Linked DNA regions of Mus musculus: region 2 is linked to region 1. Evidence: chromatin contacts called from ENCODE Hi-C data. All regions are on one chromosome and are shown on one strand. The core of a region is the stretch at or near the end of the contact, and the rest is flanking DNA. Distances in the headings are between cores, read along the strand shown.

Region 1 (3,020 bases), core at 230-2,729:
GGCTTGCCGGGCGTGGTGGCACATGCCTTTAATCCCAGCACTTGGGAGGCAGAGGCAGGTAGATTTCTGAGTTCGAGGCCAGCCTGGTCTACAGAGTGAGTTCCAGGACAGCCAGGACTGCACAGAGAAACCCTGTCTCGAAAAAACCAAAAAAAAAAAAAAAAAAAAACCAACCAAACAAACAAACAAAAAAAGCAGCGGCTTTATATACTGATAGTATTCATCAATATTTAAAAAGGATAAAGCCTTAATGATCTGATCTTCCAAGCCACAAGAATACTATAGGATTGGTATTTATTGAGCCACCACAATGATCTGGACATAGAAGAGACACAATGATACTAACTATTCTTTAAAACTTAAGGTTTCAAAGACGCTCTGTTCATATCAGGTTGACAAGAGAGATAGCTCGCTTCCCTGCCTCACTATGTCTGGGAGGAAGGTTCAGATGGCGCTCGCTTCCTGAGAGCACCAAGAACAGAGACGGCTAAGGGCACTGCTGGTTGGTGTCCCAGTGTTCAAAAGGAAAGGATAAAAGAAATTATACTGTCTACTCTCTAGGTGTGGGGTTTTCATCATAGTCTCTTCTTCCTCAGCCAGTCTGAGGAACAAACACTCAGTTACATATCCATAACCTCCATAAAAAATGCATTATTCCTGATTCAATATTTATGTGCCCAATGCCAAAGCGATTGGATTACATCCTAATCAGCTGTCTGAGCTTTAAAAAGAGTCTAGCCAATTGGACCACAGAGCCATGTCGGAATCTACAAGTTTGGAAGCAGTCCATCAATAGCTACATCCATAGGGCTTAATAGAAAATAATTAGCCTCTAATTGCCTAACAACCACAAATTTATTTATGATTAACCAAACAGACTTAACCAAAGCACTGGCTCTGCAGCATTCTCAGGGTGAAGGGAACTCACCTTAATTTTACAGTCCATGGAGCAAGACAGCAACAAATGTCCAGAAAGAGGAAAGAGCCTGACGGCGCTGACACCCTGAAAAAAGGCATCACATTTTCAAACCGAAGCACCCAAGAGACAGTAGATCACAAGCAACCTGATTTGCTATTTTTCTTTATTCCAACCATCATGTTCTAGACTAGCCTTCATCAGGGTTGTATGAGGTCTTCTCTCGACACTATAAGCTAGGGAAGGCCTCAGATTCTCACTTCCTCATGCTGAGACAGTCAAATGGCTCCATGGCCCATTTCTTTCCCTTTTCTGTAGTTCCCTGTTCTTGGCAAAGATGTGGAAATTAACAGCTGGAACGGTGCAGATGACAAAATATATCAGCCTCTAACATTTGTAAATATCTCACTCTGCATTATTTTAAACTTTACCTTGGATTTGACAGCAAGGAACATCTACTCTTTGACATGTAATAACCCGGGAACCAGAGCAACGTGACCAAGGCTAAGCAGCAGACTCGGTACCATCTGCCCATTACGCACTGTGTGGTGCCAAGAGGAAGCAGATGGCAGCAGGAAAGGGACAAGCAACAGTCTGGGGGATGGATACTGACCCATAAACTTACAGCATGGCCAACCTGGATGGCCTTGAAGACTGGAAGCTGCAAAGCCTGCCTCACATTTATCGTGACTCTGATGCTCCTACTCTGCCTGCCTGCCTGCCTGCCTGCCTGCCCTGTGTCAGCAGCTGAAGCTCTGAACTGGCTTCTCTTTGACTTGCATAATGACAACACTCAACTGCCTTACCTTTGTGTGTCCAGACCACACGTGAATTTGTTTTTTGGGAAGGTAACATTTTTCAGGTGGCACAGATGACCGTAGATTAACACCAACATCCTGAGGTATGTGAAGGTAGGACCTGCCTTGATAGTCATACATTTCTTTAACTAAAACAAAATGTTGAAAGAAAGCCATAAATAAACATAAACCATAGTCATGAAATCTATGTTCTTAAAATAGTAACAAATTCTCAGGTCTACTGTCCATATTGAAACTTAGGTAATAACATGCTGGTGAGGTTAAATGTTAACATCATGAATTGGCTAAAATTATGCTCTCAGAGTTCTTTCTATCACTACACTAAAAGGCAGGTTAAGAATTTCTAAATACCCAAGAGGTAAGAGACCTTAAATAAGATCTACGGTTCTCTCACTCAGCCACACACTTTAGTGACAAAGATTTCACTGCAATACAATTACGAGTGAAGAAAAGATAATATTTACGTCTCTCAAGTCTCTTGTTATAGAATTTGAGGTGAAACAGGCCAAAAAAGGAGACACAAAGGCAAGTGTGAGCGCTCCTTTCTCCACCTTCCCACTTTCTACCTGTCGGCTTCCTTTCCCCTTCTTCATGGCAAGCTTTACCGGAAAATGTTAGATGGCTGGCACGATGGCACTCCTGTAATGTCAACCCTGCTTACAGAAGCCTCCGTGCAGATCTAAGACTATCATATGCTGCACACTGCTGCGGTGCTCGTGCAGTGCAAAGCTTTGTGTTGTTTTGGACACATAGTGGTCCATTTTGGAAAACAAAGACTTTCAACTTTTCTACTGAATTTCTTAGCATGTACAAAGCTAGGCAGTATACTTTTGGATTGTGTTTGTTTGGTTTAAAAAGCTGCTATTTGAGTGGTTGGTTTGAGCTTCATTAAAAATTACTAAATGAGTTGTGGCTTAGAATTAGGACAGGTTTTCCAACAACTTCTGAAATGGCCCTAAATATTTGTCTGCCATTTTGTACTATGCATTCATGTGAAGTAGTGTTCTCAGAAGTGATGACTGTAAAATCAAAATATTGATCAAGTCTAAAAAACATTAAAATGCTCTCTACCTCCTACAGTATCAAATATTCAACCACGATTTAGTTTGTATGTAAAAATCAATAAGAACGTTGATTTCACTGCCATGGACATTCATTTCCGTCTTTGCCAGTTTCCGCTTGTGGAGCTTACAGTTTTAAGCACTACAGCACTAACCAGATGCCTTGGAAATAAAATTGAGGTTTGTGAAACCATGTGGTCTTCTGAAGCCTCAGGACTTGATGTG
Region 2 (3,154 bases), core at 290-2,789, 35 kb after region 1:
CACACAGGGCTTACTACAGACTGATGCTCTCAAAGGGCTCAAGACACACTAAGTCTTCTCCTAAGTTTGGAAACTCTTGCTTTAGCTAACGTGGTCTCTCTCTCTTCGAATTGACATTTCATTTATTTATTTATTTATTTATTTATTTTATTTATTTATTTTGGTTTTTTGAGACAAGGTTTCCCCGTGTAGTCCTGGCTGTCCTGGAACTCACTCTGTACCAGGCTGGCCTCGAACTCAGAAATCTGCCTGCCTCTGCCTCCCAAGTGCTGGGATTAAGGCATGTGCCACCACTGCCTGGCAACTTTTTATTTTTTTATTTTTATTTTTTTAAGAAAGGATTTGTCTGAGCAATCTACACACACAAAAAAAAAATCACACTTCTACCTTATTCTTTGTTGTGGTTATTACCCCATCCCATCCCCACCCCACCCCCCACCCCCGGACACCCAGTGTTCAATTCAATCTGTAACTACTTTATTTGTCCACATTTAATTGGTTGTTTCACCCACGAGAATGATTCCAGTATGAACTATGATAGCAAAGATGTTCTGGTTGGTTGACCCTTGTGGCTTTAATCCTGTTGTTACTGGGAAACAATACATGCTCCATAGAGAACTATATTATAGAACTATAGAACTGGGTTTCCCCCTTTATCAACTTCCTCGGTTGGGTTCGTGCATGCTACTTCCTAAACTTTATGTCCTTTTCCCATTCATTGTATTAACACAAAGAATCACAATAGCTAACATGTATCGCTTTCCACTAGATAGATATTCGGCTCTGTGCTATAATCTTTACCATATAATTTCACTCAATCTTTACAATAACCCCCCGATAAATATGTTTTTATACAGCTATCTTCATTGCACAACTGTACAAAAGAACGTTGTGTAATTTGAAAGTAGTGAAGCCAGGATTCGTGCCGAGTTCCTCAAAAACAAAACAGTGCCTGGCCGTGGCTCACTTCTAGTGAGGGTACAAATTCTAGTTTGAAAGTCTTGATCCAATATTATCTATGCTCTGAACTTATAACTGATCTAATAAGGCTACATCTTAGTCTACAAATTCAAACTTTCCTCCTCTCCTGAACTAATTTTATCCGACGGAGATAGGAAGGACAGGGGTTAGTGGAGAGCTGCTCCGTACTTCTAATCGTCAAGGAGGATGTGGGAAGAGATGTAAACGCTAGTTACATACTTCTCAGCGCCAAGGTAGACCAGCCTCTAACCCGAGACGAGCTGAAAGCAGTTCCTGAGCTTATTAGTGTCCAAAACACTTACCTTAACTGCCACCTCCGGAGCCGAGTCCACCGCCACGGTCAGAGAGAGCTTGGCTGAAGGCGATTTGGTCAAGTGCATGAGAGAGTCCGCGGCTGGCAGCGGACACCGACTGCCCTCACTGTCCGAATCCGATTCGGACCCCGAGCCCGAGCCATACGAAGCAGCTAGAGCTGCAATCGCAGCCGACATGACTGCAACAGATACTCTCTGCTAAGGCCAGGCCAAGGCGGAAGAAGCAGCGTCTCCCAGGTCCTGTCAGATTGTCATGGAACTCGATATTTACCTCCTTTAAAAAAAATCATTTATAACTTCTCGAAAAAAACTTTATTATTGAGATAACTGTATCAAAACTTGAGATTCACAAACATTTATCTAAAGAAGCACAAGGGATTACAACTATTTGTAACTTTCAGGACCTCGTTGATTAAAGACCCAGTCCTGAGATGTGTTTGAAGCCTCGAGGACCTTCACTCCCGGCGTACAGTGCGGCGAGGAGCTCGCGGCACCATGGGAAATGTAGTTTGGAGCGAGGAGGTGGAGCCCGGCAGAGGGGGCCTGCCTTCGACCCCGCCCCCAAGAGGATGCTTCATTCAATTGGATGTCATCTTCCCTCATTCCCGAGCCCAGCACCGTTCTCTCCGGCCCCCTCCCCCAAAGTGCGGATCGGGCAATACCACAGAGCCTCAGGACAGGGGGAAGCGCCGTCCTCTTGCCCACGGACGGGTAAGTGGGTGGATGCTCATTCTCCCACCATGCCGCCGTACGCCCTGCAGGGTTCGAGGGGAGAGTGCGAATCCTAAGTTCAGAGACCTGGGACCCGTCCGGTGCAGCTCCGGGGAAAGGTCGTGAGGCCAGGCGGAGAGCGCCCCGCGGCTCCCCCTGCTGCAGGCGCGGGTCCCCGCGCCCGGTTGTGGAGCGTCGCGCGGGGAGGGGGCGGCGCAGGGCAGCGGCTGCTCGCGGTGTTGTTCGCTCGCGCGTCGAGCGCACCGCGGCTCGGGCGAGCAGTGGGCGCCCCCGGCGGCATTCCCGGCGGCCCGGCGCCTCAGCCAGTGCCCGGCGCGGCTTCCATCCCGCAGCCCGACGCTCCCGAGGGGCTCCTGGTGGCGCCCCAGTGCGGAGCCGGACCGGCGGCAGCCGCCGAAGCATGTAGAAGGGGTACGGCGCGAGCCCCCCACGGTTTCGCGGTGAGCACGAGTCTCTCAGGATTTTGTCCCTTTTTTTTCTTCCCGGGGTCCTGACGAGGGAACTGTTCTCCACCGACCCGAGCCGAGAGGGGCGTGTGGATGAGCCGGGGTCTGCAGCGGCGGCGATGGATGGGCGCGCCGCCCCCGCCCCCATCCCGGGCTCCCCCGCGCCCGCCGCCCAGCAGCCCGGGCTGCGCGTGGAGGACGAGGCGTGGGATCTCGGGCGCGGGGACTGGCCCGAGGCTGCTCTGGGTGCAGCATCTGCGGCTCTCACCTGCGGCGCGGGGTTCGGGGCTCCGATCCCGCCGCTCCGCCCTTGTGCATCGGCGCCGGCGAAGGCTGCAGCCAGTCGCGGAGCCCTCGGCTCGCCCGGCGTGCCAGCGGTTCTGAAAAGCGAGCCCTGGCCGCGGGTCTTTGCGCCGCGGCTCTCTGCACGACCATGGTAAAGCGAGTGCGGGCATCCCTTTATATTCCAGTTTGGAAGAGAAGGCAGAGAGGGTGCTGGCTCTTTTGATGCCTGGAAATGGGGAGGTTCCTCGGGCAGAGTTAGGGAGACGCTTGCTGGGCTCTGATGTCGGCAGGACTCGCCCATTGTGCCACCCAGATAATTATTCAACTATGCAGCATCCATTGCACCTTTCCCATTTTTCTTTTCCCCTAGCTACAGCATGCCCCCTAGCTTCCGTA

Evidence for each region. A loop is a pair of places that touch in the nucleus more often than their neighbours do.
Region 2: a loop to region 1 is called in a map of left cerebral cortex, with 4 times the contacts of the local background. The contact joins the promoter of Cdc40 here to the enhancer-like site in region 1. A Hi-C loop is called at or near these places in 9 of 37 maps with a recorded cell type or tissue (heart and left cerebral cortex).

Annotation. Positions count from the first base shown.
Region 1 is chr10:40,846,202-40,849,221 of GRCm38, forward strand. Cdc40 (cell division cycle 40) reads right to left here. Exons shown (of 15, transcript NM_027879.2): 7 at 1,723-1,862; 8 at 929-1,003. Among named protein-coding and RNA genes, the nearest start is that of Cdc40, 35 kb to the right of the region's middle. Within about 2 kb of position 1,480, at least 1 of the 3 ENCODE cell types and tissues checked has a DNase peak (open chromatin) inside an H3K27ac peak, as active enhancers do; it is left cerebral cortex, where a contact is called at or near this core.
Region 2 is chr10:40,881,604-40,884,757 of GRCm38, forward strand. Cdc40 (cell division cycle 40) reads right to left here and starts at 1,540. Exons shown (of 15, transcript NM_027879.2): 1 at 1,284-1,540. The coding sequence starts at 1,472. Wasf1 (WAS protein family, member 1) reads left to right here and starts at 2,224. Exons shown (of 9, transcript NM_001379453.1): 1 at 2,224-2,467.